2 separate regions of the Mus musculus genome follow, and region 1 is linked to region 2. Evidence: chromatin loops called from intact Hi-C (ENCODE). Cell type or tissue: heart. All regions are shown on one strand.

Evidence for each region. Hi-C counts contacts between places; a loop is a spot of excess contacts. Peaks named below come from ENCODE experiments on the same cell type or tissue, not always from the same donor. Only the 100,000 strongest peaks of a DNase experiment are listed, where the experiment ranks them.
Region 1: it touches region 2 in a loop (16-fold over the local background); 21 of 42 quality-filtered maps call a loop at or near these places.

Annotation. Positions count from the first base shown.
Region 1 is chr3:126,394,584-126,402,583 of GRCm38, forward strand. All of the region lies in intron 1 of Arsj (arylsulfatase J), which reads left to right. It overlaps Gm35351 (a long non-coding RNA gene), which reads right to left. Exons shown (of 3, transcript XR_376048.3): 2 at 3,303-3,493. Among named protein-coding and RNA genes, the nearest start is that of Gm35351, 8.6 kb to the right of the region's middle. In heart, no CTCF peak of the experiment used is centred here; no DNase peak of the experiment used is centred here; H3K27ac peaks cover 670 bases.
Region 2 is chr3:125,845,513-125,853,512 of GRCm38, forward strand. No RefSeq gene overlaps it. Among named protein-coding and RNA genes, the nearest start is that of Gm40145, 50 kb to the right of the region's middle. In heart, a CTCF peak has its summit at 3,837 (motif pointing right); no DNase peak of the experiment used is centred here.

The DNA.
Region 1 (8,000 bases), 550 kb after region 2:
GTCTGGAGCCTGAAAAGGGGCCTGCCTTAGAAGCTCTGTGGCTCCTGCCTGTCCCAGAAGCTGTTAGCTTCTGTAGTCCACACTCTCACCTGTCTTGGCGGGATCTGGGAATGAAGATGGCTCCTGCAGATGCTCTGGCAAAACTCTCCCGGGCGGTGTGGACACCTCTCCTCTGGCAGGGAAGGTGCCCGGATGTCTGGAGCCTGTGCAGACTAGTCTTGGCAGCTAAAAATATATTTTAATTCATCAAAGTATGTTTTTTATCATCTTTGTTTAGATTAACATGAAATGTAATGGGTTTCACAATGGAATCTTCATTGACATGTATCAGGTACTTTTATTCTTATTCATTTCCTTTTAGAAACTCTTCTCACCCATTATCCCTATCTTTTCTTGGATTAGTCCTAACATCTGCTCTCATATTACATTACATTCTTTAACTTCATGAATTCCCAACTTCCTTAAGATCTCTTACTTCTCTCATGATCTCCTTTCTAGACTTATGAACTACATACACAGCAATAACTACACACACACACACACACACACACACACACACACACACACACACACTTTTAAACTTTGTTTCATGTCAGAGAAAAACAGGCAATATTTATAAGCCTGGTTTATTTTGCTTAACATGGTGATTTTCACTTGCATTCACTTCCTTCCAAACGTCAAGATTATGCTTTTCTTTGTGGCTTCATAAAATCCTGCTGTGTACACAAACCACATTTGCTTATCCATTGTTGAAGGACATCTAGACCAGTTCCACAACTGGCTGTTGTAACTTGTGCTGGAATAGACACAGATGTGCAAGTACCCTGCAGTGTATTGTCTTAGAATCCTTCAGGTATACTCACAAAAGCAGTATGAATGGATTGTATTTCAGTTTTTTGAGGGAACTCTATGGGATTTCCATAGTGGCTGGACCAATTCATAGTTATATCCTCAGTACAAATATGGTTTCCTTTTCCCACATCTTTTTCTAGCACTTGCATTGATGTGTTTCTTCATGATAATCATCAGAACTGAGTTAAATGAAATGTCAAAGTTTTCATTTGCATTCACCTGATGTATTAGTCAGGATTCTCGAGAGTCACAGAACTTAAGAAATGTCTCTATATTGAGAGAATTTACGGTGATGACTTACAGTCTGTAGTCCAACTAACCCAACAATGGTCAGCTATAAATAGGAAGTCCAAGAATCTAGTAGTTGCTCAGACTGAAAAGTCTGGTTGTTTCAGCTGGTCTTCTGTAAAAGTAGGTTTCAACACTTGTTCTGGCTACTGAGTGCAAGTAGATGAAGATGAGTGAATATTTCTTCTTTCAATGTCCTTATATAGGCTTCCAGCAGAAGGTGTGGCCCAGATTACAGGTGTGTGCAACCATACCTGGATCTGGGACTTGTTTTGTCCCAGGCTGACCTTGAACTCAGAGATCTCCTTGCCTCAGTCTCAAGGGAAATAAGATATGTGCTACCTTGCCTGGGCCTAAGCTTTTCAAGGCCTCTATGCCTCAAGATCTCCATGCAAAGATCCAGGTCAAAAACTTGTATCTTCCAGCCTCAAGATCTGGATCACAGGTGAGCCCTCCAATTCTGGATTGTAGTTCGTTCCAGATAGAGTCAAGTTGACAACCAGGAATAGCCATTAAACCTGATGACGTGGATATTGAATATTTTTTCAACTTACTTGCCTTTGTATTTCTCATTTTAATCTCATCAGCCCATCTATTGATTGGATGATGGGGGTTGCTAAATATTTTGAGCTCTTTATATATCCTAGATACTAATCCCCAAGTAATAGATGGTTGGAAGAGATCTCCTCCGTTACTGCAGACCATCTCTTCCTACTGGTGATTGTTCTCTTTGCTGTGCAGGTGTTCTCCAATTCCACGTCATCCCAGGGGGCAACCCATGAGATTCTTTCCTGTGCTACAGCATGACTGTTCAGAAAATCCTTAACTGTATCCTGTGAACTTTTCCCTATGATTTCCTCAAGCAGTGTCCAATAAACAGTCCTTATGTTCAGGTCTTTGATTTTTTTAAAAACTTGTAGCTTTTGTGTAGGGTAACAAATACAATTTTAGCTTCATTCTACACTTAAAAACACAGTTGAGTTGTAGATGACCCAACACCATTTGTGTCAAAAAAAACAAACAAACAAACAAATAAGCAGTATTTTTCAAGTGTGTGTGTGTGTGTGTGTGTGTGTGTGTGTTTAGTATCTTTGTCAAAAATTAAGTGGCTATAGCTGCAGGAGACTTTCTGCGAGTTAATGTTATCTCAGCTTCCTCTGTCCAATATGTCTTCCTTGCAAGTGCCAGGCTAACATGGGCTACATGAGAGCATCTCAAAACAAAATAACAAACAAATGGGAGTATTCACAAAATCAGTTAAATGTGATGATGGTAGCAATAATACAACATGAGAATTTAAGAGAAAAAAATCATAAAGTGAAGTCAGAATAAGACAGCATATATTGGACTAGGAAGAGGGAAACACAGACAAGCAGAATAAAAAGAAACTAAAGAAGATTATTGCCCCAAAAGGAGGAAAATGCATAAACAAAGGTTAGATGAATATGTTAAAGGTAGTAAATAAAAATATTTTAAAATTTTAAACTGTAACCGAGCAGTGGTGGCACATGCCTTTAATCCCAGCACTGGGGAGGCAGAAGCAGGCAGATTTCTGAGTTCGAGGCCAGCCTGGTCTACAAAGTGAGTTCCAGGACAGCCAGGGCTACATAGAGAAACCCTGTCAAACAAATAAACAAAAAATTTAAACTCTAACACTATTACACTGCACTGATTACAAATGTGCTTTCTATACAAGTATCATATTGCCAAATTGCCTATTTTATTTGAAACAAAATAAGAGACTTGCTAGTTGTGTCGCTTAAGAAACAAAACAAACCAGAACAAGAACCCATGTGAAGTCAGTGAAGTGTTCCATCACCTTCTTTCTGATTTCTCAAGTAAGATCTGCTATGTCTGTATGTGGGGTGGGGTGTCAGGAGCAGCTGAACACTGAGCTTCTGTTTTTCCTATGGCTTGTACTGTTGTTGAGTCTGTGTTGAAAAGTTCCTGATGTCTGCCAGAGCTGTTTCCACGGTAACTTTTTTTTTTCTTTTTGTATGTGTGCCAGGGACTTTGTATGCCACACTTAGCTCTCCCCTCTCTCCTGAAGAGTCCTGGGAGAATACCCTTTACCTGGTTGGGAACATTCACCTAAAGTTTGTGTCCTGTCACATTGAGAGTATGAGACAGAGAGAGACAGGTAAAATCAAAGGACCTCCTACCTTCAAGATGCCATCGATCGTGCCTCTGGAGGGATGCCACTGTGAAGTCAGACAGTACTGGGAATTAAGAGTTCTTGGGTCCATAGCAGTGAAGCATGGCTAGCAGCTCACGATTGTAAATGACTCTTTGGCTTCAAGTTCAGGGCTGTTGAACTCAGTGAGTAAGTTCTGCTGATAAGAGGTGGTTTTAGCTGCAGAAGACAAGACTCTCTCTGTTAAGGCACTTCTCAGCTTGAGCCCAACCCCTGCCTTCTGCATCCTTTCATTTAGCAGTGTCCGACCCTCTTGCTCTCAACAACTGTATCTCTGAGTCTTTCAGCAGGGGCTTGTGGTAGGCTAAACTGAGGCTCTCTGACCGGTGGGTGCTAGCTGATGTCAAGCTCTGAGCTAGCTCAGATGTCAACAGTGGTGGTTAGTTCAATGGTACCGGGGCCATTGTCTTCCAAGTAGTTTATCCTGACAAAACGGGATTTCTGTTGGCCTCTGACCCACAGACTGGAGAAGTTACTCTCTCTTTCTAGAACAGCAGTAGTGGGATGTGAGGCAGCTGTGGCCTGGGGGTAAAGCTGCTGTGGCTGCCTCCAGCTTATCTTTGGAAGCAGCGTCCACTTCCCCTCCCTCTACCAGTGAACTTTGTGGCTGAGGCTGTGTGTTTCTTCACTTTACCTTGTAAATGAATGATTTGTTCCTTAGGCCCTGGTTCGTTTGTTTGTTTATTTGTTTGTTTTAAATTTTTGGAGCTTGTTTCATCATTGGATTATAAGTGTTCAAAAGCTCAGTGTGAAATTCAGTGAATCATTAAAGTTGCACAAAAAGAAAAATGGGTTAAATGATCTAATCTCTTAACTTGTAAACTGAATATAGTGCAGCAGAATAGACAGAGCACAGCATTCCAGGGCACTTCACCTTCCTAAGACAGGTGGACTTGAGATGGAGAACAGGGAAATCTTCTGTTATTATCAGTTAAATTCTGATATGTGAGCTTCTCTACTCTGTAAAATGTCATGTTTTTATCTCAGACATACATACTGATAACATGAGACAGAACATTAAGTAGTGGTAAATAAGCCGGGCGTGGTGTCGAACGCCTTTAATCCCAGCACTTGGGAGGCAGAGGCAGGTGGATTTCTAAATTCAAGGCCAGCCTGGTCTACAGAGTGAGTTCCAGGACAGCCAAGACTACAGAGAAACCCTGTCTCCAAAAACAAAAACAAAAAACAAACAAACAAAGTAGTGGTAAATAAGGCAACTTAAGGGAAACCAGAATTGCTCTTTTTCCAAAAGGAAATCTTTGAGATGAAGTAACGTGAAGGAATTGGTTCTCGGTTCCAGGAACAGTGGGAAAATCTTAGAATTGTATCCTTTGTTTCTATTAAAATTACCAGCTTGACAGTTTGCAGTGCTGAAACACAGCACTCAATCTACTCAGAGCATCTCAAACTATTTTCTATCTCAGCTAAATAAACTTGGTCACGCTGTGTTCCCATGAAGAGGAATGCAGTGTCTTTAAAATTTGAAAGACCTGTTATTTGATCTATCTCTTGTTATTTTCATGACTAGAAGGGTTACTGGCAAGCCTTAAAGAGCAGTGCTAGCTCAAGCATGCTTGGCATGAAAACTTATCACTCAACATGGCGAGAGCACTGCCTAAAGGTGTGAAGATCTGAGTTCCCTTCAGCCCTGGAACACCCAGGCCAAAGGTACCTACAGGGGGCGTGCTTTGAACATTGCTCCTCACAAAGTGCATTTCAGACCAGTGCTCTTCACTGCATTTGTCTATGGTTCAGTTGCTCATTTGTGCTGAGCAGGAGTCCATAACCATTAAGATCCCCGTGTATTTAAGAAAGGTGGGCGTCAGGGAGATGATATGACTCTGTGGCTTTAGTCTCCCCAAACCTCAAAGCTCAGCACGTGGGGAGGGGATAGTTTTGATACAACACGGGTGTTTCCTTAGGTCTTCACAGAAAACCTCAGCATTCACTAATATCAGTGACTCTCAAGTACTATCTCCAGGAACTGTTGGGAAATAGCTCCTTATGATAGAAGAGACTGTATATTAATGTTTCCTGAAAAATACATTAAAATCTGAACCATGATAGGACCGTCCTTCAGTGTAGACTGGCTAGACATTTTTGAAGAATCAGCATATTATATGGGAAAAAATAGCAGATGTAGAATCCAAAAAAAAAAATCTCATTTGGAGTTGACAGGTGTGCTTTAAAGTTGTTTTTTTATAAGATCTATCTAGGCCACTAAATCTTTGTACTATTTTAAGACTAGGTTACTTTAGCTATAAATGGGGATTGTAGTAGTTATAGAAGACATGCAAAGCAACAGAAGACTTGAAACACAACAGGTCAGTCATCATAATTTGCATGGTGTTTATGAAGCTCTACCCATGGGAGCAGGGAGCTTCTTTTACAAGAAGAGCAACAACCTAGCTCTTGCAGGTCAACTGGGCTTCCAGTGTTTCCATTGTTTTTTCCCAGCCCTTTTTCTTATTTAATTACATGGTCACTGAGATAATCACGAAGCTCAAAGCTCGCTAAGACCGTATAGGCGTTGATGTATTGTGTTAAGTGAATATCTCCATAACAACCAGGCTCCTTGCTGATTTTGACCGATTTTACATACAATTGGTGGCGGGATGGCAAGTGAAGTGTATCTCCTTGCACTGCTAAAGGCCAGCCTCATCCTGGGTTTATACAGTGCCTCTCGTCTAGTGGAACCCTGAGTGGCTTCAGAATACTCCTGACCGGTGTCTACTTTTCCAGCCCCACCCTTCTCTCGTCCCCTGCCTGTGTAAAAAGATCCTTGATTTTATTTTTCCTCAGATTTTCCCAATAATGAATTGTATCCATCTGGCATGGGCTCACAAACAGATGCTTGCACATGCTAAAGAAAACAGTCAAGAAATTGAGACAGGAAAGAAAAGAGCAGGGCTCCATTTATAGGAAGGAAGAGGAGATGAAAATAACACGAGACAAATAAGTACACAGAGAACAGCAAAAGGCAGAAGGTTGTCTCACTAGAACAAGCCCCAGATGGTTTCTAGAAGGCTCCACGGCTCCTAGAACATAGGTGTGGGTTGTCTGTGGACATTTTAGAAGCAGCCCACTTTAGGAAGTTGCACGTTGATCCATTGCTGTCTGCTATGAGTCGGGACCAGCTGTCTTGTTGCTGTGAGATAAATTTCCACCTATTGTACTGGCATGTGAAAACAAAAATATGCCCATCAGTGCTGTGGGAATCTTCATCCTCAGAATAATGTGTGTAGTGAAAGATAAGAGAGATGATGTTGAAAGTTACATTTGATGTTTGAGCTTCAAATGACATAAAGGGGAAAAATCCTTTTGACAGCTTGAAGCCAACTTTGAAATAAGGCATATTGTTTAGTTTAGTTTCTTAGTATTTATGATGAATTTTAAATAAAATTTTATGCAATTGAAAATATAAACAAGTAATGCGATTGTGGGCCTGTCCACAAGTCCATAAGTCCGAAGCATTTTCCAGTTCATACTTCTTGAAAATGAAGTTTGTTTGTGCGTTAATGAGAGAATGCTATTAGGGGAGCTTAATAAGTTCAGCAAATTAAGTGTTAATTTCAGGGGAAAACTGAATCAGTTGAAAGGAATATTGCTTTTTTTTTGTGACTGAAAAGGGGTAGAGCCGTGGGAAGTCATTGTTAATAGCTTTTATCTATCTAGATATATAACAAATTCACTCAGATTTTTTAAATGTTAGCCCCTTTTGGAAACCAGAAGTCCCTGTAGAAAATTCCAAACAGTTACATCCTCCTGTGCTCAGGAAGATCCTAGAGGCGCAGAACAGTTAAACTCTAGAAAACTGGACTTTATAAAAAGAATGGTGCTTACTACAGTTACGTATAGCTCATTCTAGAGTGTTCTAGAAATACATAGAATACTAGGAATACTTTCTTTTGAGTTGTAGGCCTTCTCAAACAGTTTCATTCAATCTCATGCCATGCGTCTACAACACCAGGGACCTTATCATTTCATGAGTTAACCTTTGGAGTCACCTTTATTTTTCTGAGTACTTGGTCTTTGTCATTTTAGTCAGTTCTTTAAAGGTTCGTTTATTGAGCTTTCACCAATCATTTTAACTTAAACTGTATTTATCCACCCACCTAGATTTACAGATGGACAAATTCAACGTGTTTTTAGCCCTCGAAGCGTACCCACCCTTAACTGCTTCATGTATTTTCAGTGCATTGGTCTAGGATGGTACTTATGTACCCAATACTTGGGGGAAATGGTGCATATCTTATCTGATGTTAGAATCGATACTGTACTTTGCACTTACATTTATTAAATGCATACAAGTAAACTAAGTTATCTATTATACTTATAGGTTATATGTTTTCCTCAAGACTTTAAAGAAAACCACATGTGTCAATAGTTTTGTTCGTGTCGTCGACCACTATACAGTGAACTTCAGACTGTGAGTGACTAGTGAGAAGACAGACTCTCTACAGATACTAACAGGGAGGGTCAGGTCTTGGAGCAGAGTGCCATCAGATCCCCCACTCCAAGCCCCCAGCCAAGTTTCCTCCCAGACATTCTAATGACTAAAGCATCAAGCCTACAGTCTTTTAACATAGTCTGTGCAATAGAGTTATGCTGTCTTCTGCTCATATCAAACATGGCTATGCTGTCTAAATTCCTACCACCCTGTTCC
Region 2 (8,000 bases):
ATTGGTAGGCACAGTCTTCGTAGGTATCCAACATGAGTTAGGTCTGTGCTCTGCAGTTAAAATCTTTCACCAAATGGCTTAGGAGTGGTGGGACTTACTGAGAGAGAAAGTACTTGCTTTGCGTTAGGATTTAGTTCAGCACCCACATAGAAAGTTGAATGTGAGTACACAAGTGGCCATAGTCTGGAGATAAGAGGATTGTAGGTGGCTGGCTACCAATGTAGCTATAGGGGCAGTAAGAAACCTTGTCTCAGGAAATAAGCATAGATCTGGTAGACCAGGATATCCATATGCTTCACACAAAATCCTCCCCCTGTGAGTACAACACACACACACACACACACACACACAAGTCCCCCTTTCAATATGATTCTTAACTGTTGTTAAAACTGTGTTTGAAAAAGAATCCACTCAGCCGTGCTGGACAACATTAACATTGTATGAAAAATTATTTATTGTCCTAGGCATTCATGACTTGAGAGAAAAATATTCGTTTGCATGTGTTCTTATTTACCATACCAATATTTATCGACCTCCTTTTTAATTATTAAAACAGATATAATATGCAACATTAAAAGACTTCTTGGCAATACTGTGATGTGTTTGTATTTCTTTAACGTGAATAAACGTGGTTTAATTGGCATCTCCATTTGATGTCAGTAATATATAACTAAAACTTTGCTAGCATTCCTACCTTGCAAGGAAAGAAATTGGTATTTTACCAAGCAAATACAATGCTTTGTTAGGTACCTTGATATAAACAAGTAGTGATACCATTTTCTTATCCTGGCTTGAATATTTTTGTGATGTTTCCCTTTTAGCAACTCTGAGTCCAATAGGTTCAAAATGAACGTATTTTAACTGATTTGAAAAGGACACAATCTCTTTGAATACCCTTCAAAACTGCTTACGGGGAGGTCAGTACCATCCATGTCTGGGTTAGTGAGCAAGGTAAGATGATTAATTTTTTAAAAAGTTAATGATTTAATTTTAAAAGATACACATTTACTCACCTCGTGGGAAACAACCTGTGTGTTGATTTTGGCGGTGGTTGGCAGGAAGCTACACAATGATTTGTAAATGGAGGTATATAGGATATCATAATATATTTATTACGGACTAATGCAAACCACATCGAGTTATAGGAAGGAAAATGTTTTCCCCAGTGCTTAGACTTTACTGCACACAAAGAATTCAAATGAGATTGTTTAGCAAAGAGGAATTTCCATGCCCACCAAGGCAAACAAATAAATCACTACCTATATTCTGTGAATGTTTTCAAACAGACCGTGTTTAATGACATGGACTGTATTTATAACTGAGTTTATATTCACGCCTTTTCTGTTTTACTTTTCAAATGTGTACCTCATATTAAGACTGGGAATGCCAAATATACATTCAACATAAAATACTGAGTACCTAGGTAGCTTGTCCTTGAATTGTTCTGCTAGTTCAGGGCCATAGCAGTTGTTCCTCCTAATGGCTGGAATGTGTGTGTCCTTAAGCAGCACAGAGTTATCCTGTGGAAGAGCATCTCTGAAACAGTCTCGGCTCCATTACAGTGAAAAGGGTGGGTTGACTAGGTAGAAGAAGGAAAAAAATCTCTCCAGATTTGCAAACTGATTTGATGATGAGTTACTTTGGGTTTTGCTCCTGAGCCAGAGTCTTTCTGCTAAATTAATGGAATGCTGAAGCCTCAATAATACAAAACAAACAAACAAACAACAATAACAACAAAAATGCAGAAACTTAACTCTTCGTAGAATAATCAGTGTCTTGAAAGGGTGAGGCCAGATTTCGAGAAGTTCCTGCAAGATCAACATACTTAGAAGGTAATTGTAATAAAAGCTTTGAAAGAGAAAAATGTAAAAGACAGACACTTAGACTTGATGTTAGAAGATCTAAGTGTCGTTTAGTGTATTGGAGAACAAAAATGTAGACAAAGTTATACAGCCACTTACCCCATTAATAAATGTCATCAATATTCAAAGTCTGTGACAATCTCAGTAGGAAGAAAATCCTGAACAAGAGACATACATGCTGGTCTTAAACAGAAAAATTCTGTAAGACGAAGAAAGTAACCACATAAGAGTGAAAGTTGCCATTGCATAAATCCAGACTTTTAAAGGATTACTTAAAATACAAATGAAAATTGGCATGCATAGGAGCTTAGTAAAGACTTTGGAATAAATGGAATTTACCCTAAATTTTTGATCTTGCATTTCAAAATATTGTCTGCTCACAAAGTGAGAGGATTGAGTTGGGTGGAGCCAGGCTGACTCCCTGACAGGCTGCAAGCTGGCAGTTTGGGAGACTAGGCCTAAGTTTCTCAAATCTGGAAAAGTCCAAAACAAGTCAATTCTAGGGAAAAACAAAACAAACAAACAAACAAACAACCACCCCTCACGGACAGCCAACCAGGAGCTGAACAAGCTGCCTCCCCAGCCCACCTGAGCCAAGTGTAGTTCATCAGCAGAGGTCCTCCAAATCTCCCAGAGCCTTAACCCATCACAAAGATATATCCCTTGGGGATGGAGTCAACCAATCACAGGAAAGGAGGTGAAAGGCACTTATTCCTCGCCTAACAAGGCTTTACATTGACCTGGCAAAGTCCACACCTCTATTCTCCATCTTGATTTACAGTGGAATAAACACGCTTTGCTGTTGCATACTATTTGAGTGTGGGGTATCATTCTTCACAAACCATGGATCCTTACAAAACTATGATTGCTGCAGTGGAGTTTATCCAGTACAAAGAAAATATTTTTATCTCAAGAGGGTACAGCATTTAGATCATCACATACCCTTGGTTGCCTGTCGGTGTGCAGGAAAAACTCAACAAAGCAAAGTGGAAATTAAACATTGAATTTAATCAACACAGCCACATGCATGTAGACAAATGACACTATGAAATATTGTGTTTGTACTTAAACACCTAAAGTGATTAAATTAACTGGATAATTATTAAAAACCCAGCTCAACTTGTAATGTCCACATAACTTTTACACCCAGCTGTCACCTCCCTCAACCCCTGCCAGCTTCTTGATAGATTTTTATTCCAAAGAGTAAATAGGAGAGTCATAGAAAAATAAAATAGATTGGCCTTTATACAGTCAGAATAGCTTTCTGAAAATAAATTTGAGATTAAACAATGTTTGAAAACCACTCCTGATTTCTGTTAGCATATGCACCTTTGAAGACAGGCTCTGGCAGTCTCCAGCATAGTCTTTTCTTGACTAAAAGGTGTTCATAGTACTAAATGAATAAATTTGCTAAAAATATAGATAATTTTGGTTTTTTGCAGGATGCTAATGTTCAAAGATTTTATCTTATTTTATTTTCTGGTCAAGTAGTTTTATGTTAAACATACCTTAAATGGGGAATAAAACCAAGATAGTTTCCTGCCATTAATTGTATGGAAATGGTTTGTTGGTAATTTCAAATAAGAAAATGTGGGTACTGGCACATTTGTGTAAGTTGGGAAATATTATTCAGGGGGATTCAACAAAATCAAGTTGGCTTGAAAGAGCACGGCAGAACCAAGCTTATTCTTAGATTTTTATATCTAGACTTGAAGCATAGTCATACAACTTAAGCATCAGGATAAAAAGAGTTTTAAAGAACAAGTTATTTAAAACTTCTCCTAAAAAGTTTCTCACAATAAACTGTCAACACGCTTTGTAAATGCTGCTTTTTCTCTTTTTCTATTATCAATTTATTCTTAACCACTTTGGAGGTATTTTGATGAAGCACATAGATTATTAAATTTCCTTGTTAGGGCCTGCACTTCCCAAAGCTTTGGAAAATGTGTGTAACTAAATCTGTGCTTGACCACTAGATGTCACCAAAGGATTGTTCACTGAAACAGGCAAGCGGTGCCTGTCAGAAAAACCATTTCCTCTATTTTTCAATGTAATCGAGAAGCAACAGTCGTAGCATAATATTCTTAATAATGCCCGCCTCCTTGGTGTCTCACTATTATGCTTTTATGTGCAACATTCTTTTTTGAAACAGTCTTTAAATAATAAAAAATGATTCAAATACTATAGAGAAGTCATTATCATTTGAGATATAGGTGACAAATGCTATAGCCTTCAGAATTATATATATATATATATACTATATAATATATAGTATATAATGAATAATATATTATATATAATATATATACACACACATATATATGTGTGTGTATATATATATAACTTCTTTCACCTACAAGGCAGTTCAGCTGGGCCTGGTCACATCGTAATGAGTATCACTACAAGTTGCAAGAAGCAGAAGTCTAATTTTACATTTAATTGATTTAAAATATGAAGGCATAAAGTTTAAAATAATAATGGTATAATTTACAGCATAAAGTTCTGTGGTGGAATTTCTTTAAGAGGAAATTCCGTGCAACATGCACGAATAATTTTTTTTTGAAAAATTCAGTGAGTCTCCCTCTTTGATTAGTATGATTATGAGGAAATTCACCTGAACAGACAAACTTTCAAGTGAAGAAATCAGAGAAGGGACATTGATGATAAAATTAAAATAATGAATGTGTTCTCTTCGGTGTAGATTTTAATCTTCATAATGTACTGTCTCATATTTCAGTTATTAAATATTTTCTTGTAGTGTGCTATATGGTGTCTGTTCTCAAGGTGGTTTTTTTGTTTTTGTTTTTGTTTTTTTATCTTTTCTGGGCATGTTTGGTCTTCTCTAAATACTCACTGATCATGCTTTAATCTCTAGGACCAGAATTATTTGTCCTTATAGTTTCTCCAACTTAAAAGTAATGTTTTGGTTTTGGAAAGTATATTTTCTATAACTAGATAGAATATTTTAAGCCATATATCCAATCACAAACTCAACAGTTTCAAATAAAAGAAAGGGAGTTGTATACTTCCATATTGCCCTATTTAACGTCTAGTTAAAATTTTGATATTTCTGGTATGATGATATTGACTATAGTAATAATTTTTAGGGCCATTAATCAAAGAGGAATAGTATAACATGTTTAACCATTACATGCTTTCAGGCATAGTTTCAGACACGTAGTTGTGACTTGTATGTATTTGTTGAAGACAATGATACAAGTATAAATGATACATGGCCATTGTCTAATGGGCATTTCTATGCTCATGCCCAGTCTGATAAATGTAGAAGCCTCATGCAATATTCACAAGTATAATATGTTGGCATTTGTGTCCTAGTTTGCTGTGACAAAACCATGACCACAATCAAGTTGGAAAGAAAAGAGTTTATTTCCTCTTGCAGGTTACACTCCATCACGAAGGGAATTCAGGGAAGCAACTCAAGGTAGAGACCTGGAGGCAGGAACTGAAACGACATTCATGGAAGCATGCTGTTCACTAGCTTATGCCCTACAGCTTACTCAATTTGATTTTGCAAACAACCCAGAGTTAACTGCGCAGGGGTGATGCCATGGACCATGGGCAGGGCCCTTCCACATACAGGTCATCTTGATGGAGGAGGCATTTTCTCAATCAAGATTGACTCTCAGAAGACCCTAGCTTGTGTCATGTTCAGAAAGGGCTAAGCAGCACATAATATTTCTGTCACATTTGCAAAGAGGAAGAGATTATCATCAACAACCTATACATGGGGGAAATTGGTAATTGTAGAAACTATCATAGTAGCCTAACATAAAGACACACAGAGAGAGACCATCTTAGTATAAATAAGAAACCCTTCTCTGAAACTTTAGCATAATATTTCTTATTCCTCAAATCCCAGGGTTTTGTAGTACTCAGGTCCCCTGTGGCCAGACATAAGTTTGAAGGTTGTTCACATTAAGGAAGGCATCATATACTTAGATCCAGTGTTCTCAACAAATGGAACAAAGGATTAACATTTATTCTCATCCTCCACTGGGAATGTTCCGTTCCAAACTTTGGTTGGTTCAACAGTACTTTTTTTTTTTTTAATAAGGAGCACAAGTCATGCACAGGCCTGGAAACTGGGAACTCAACATTGCTGTGTTCTGCTCTCAAGATCATTGCATTCCCAGCATGAGAACGGCATGTGAGACAAATGAAAAAGAAACTCAAACAAGAATACCTGAGGGTTAGCTATTAAGTGGTAAGAAGAAATTAAGAAAGATCGATTGGGTAACCTGTGGGAAAGGCTGGTTAAAACCGAGTGATCAGGAAAGGTCTCACTGGGCAGGAATCATTCATTACTCTGTGCTGAAGATTTAAAGAAATTCACAAGATTTGAAAGTTATTCCAATTGGAGGGAAGAGCAGTGCAATGGTTTCTACTATGTAGATAACTTATTGCATCAGTGAAATGAGAGAGAGAGAGAGAGAGAGAGAGAGAGAGAGAGAGAGAGAGAGAATAAGAGTAAACGATTGCATTAGTACTAGCTGCTTGTAAGAATAGCATAGTGCAGACCTTATCCCGTCTTTAGGTCTTGCATTCTATCGAGCCTTCTACAAGTTGTCTGAGCTACAGAAAGGCAGACTAAACGTTTTGGTTAGACATGAGCACCTAATGATCTCAGAAGCTTACATAGGCACTGCAGTGCAGTGGAAAGAACTCTCTGGCTAAAGCCAAGAATGACACAAGGTTGAGCCCATGAACAGCTAGCTGGGAGAGACTAAGGCCCTAACCATCACCAATGAACCATTTGCTGCTGATAGATTCAGGGAGAGAGGGAGGCATTGCCTTTAATCTTGAATCCACCGTTGACTTCATCAGACTCTAACTGCATATATAGCAGAAGATGGCCTAGTCAGCCATCATTGGGAAGAGAGGCCCCTTGGTATTGCAAACTTTATGCCCCAGTGCAGGGGAACACCGGGGCCAAGAAGTGGAAGTAGGTGGGTAGGGAAGCAGGGCGGGGTGGGGGGAGGGTATGGGGGACTTTCGGGATAGCATTTGAAATGTAAATGAAGAAAATATCTAATAAAAAAAATTTAAAAATCCATGGTGAATCTTACACTATTTATAAACTCATGTATAACATGTCAGTATTAACACATCAATCATAAGAAACCTTCAAACATGCAAACATCGATTAAGAAACATTAATTAGATGACTTTCACAGGGATCGAGGCTGGGATTATTTTAAGTTTTCAATTGGGGTAAACTTATGGGTTTATACAGATTTATGTTTTATAATAACATCTTCAGTGACAACCATATGTACACACGAATATGTAGGTGTTTATATCACTGTGTGTACAGTATTTAGAATGTGTGACAATAAGTATAGAAAAACAGTACATTCAGGTCTTAATGAGTAACATCCAAATACTATTGAGAAGCCAGGAAGAAAGGGAACAGAGGACTGAAGTGCCTCAGAAACAAGATTCTCCTTAACAGATCAAGATTGCCATGAAGACAGGAAACTAGCAAAACCTCACCCATTCTTCCCCAAACCTCCTTGAGAGGAAACTGGTTAATTAGGTAATAAATCCCTCAGCTTCTGCTGAAAGCCTATTCTGTGCCAGATGCTGATTGCACACCAATGAACTAGACCAACACAAAACCAAGTGGTAATGAATCAAAGAAGAAGAAGACAGAAGAGCACAGAACCAGAGAAAGCCAGAGAAAGCTAGCAAGTGGGTCTTCCTTGAGTTGAGGTATGACACAAACATATTTCGTTTTATCACATACAAATATGGGCTTACTTATACATGAAGTTATAATCCCATTTCTCAACATGTGCTAATATGGGAGCAATAATACAATAAAAGAAATAGAATGCTTCTTTTATTCTTTCATGTGATGATTTTATGTGTTTTTTGTTTTTATTTTTGTTTTTGGTTTTGGTTTTTTGTTTTGTCTCATGATTGTGCTGAGTGCTAGTGATGCAGGTGAAAAAGTCAATAACACAGGTAATTAGCTGAGGAGTGAATATACAAAGAAGCCTGGTGAATAGCCATGAGAACAGTAGAGGACTTAAAAGACTGAGAAATCTTTCTCTGAAAGGTGATGTTTAGAACCCTGAGTCCAAGGTGGGAAGCTCCAGCTTAGAAAAGGGCAAA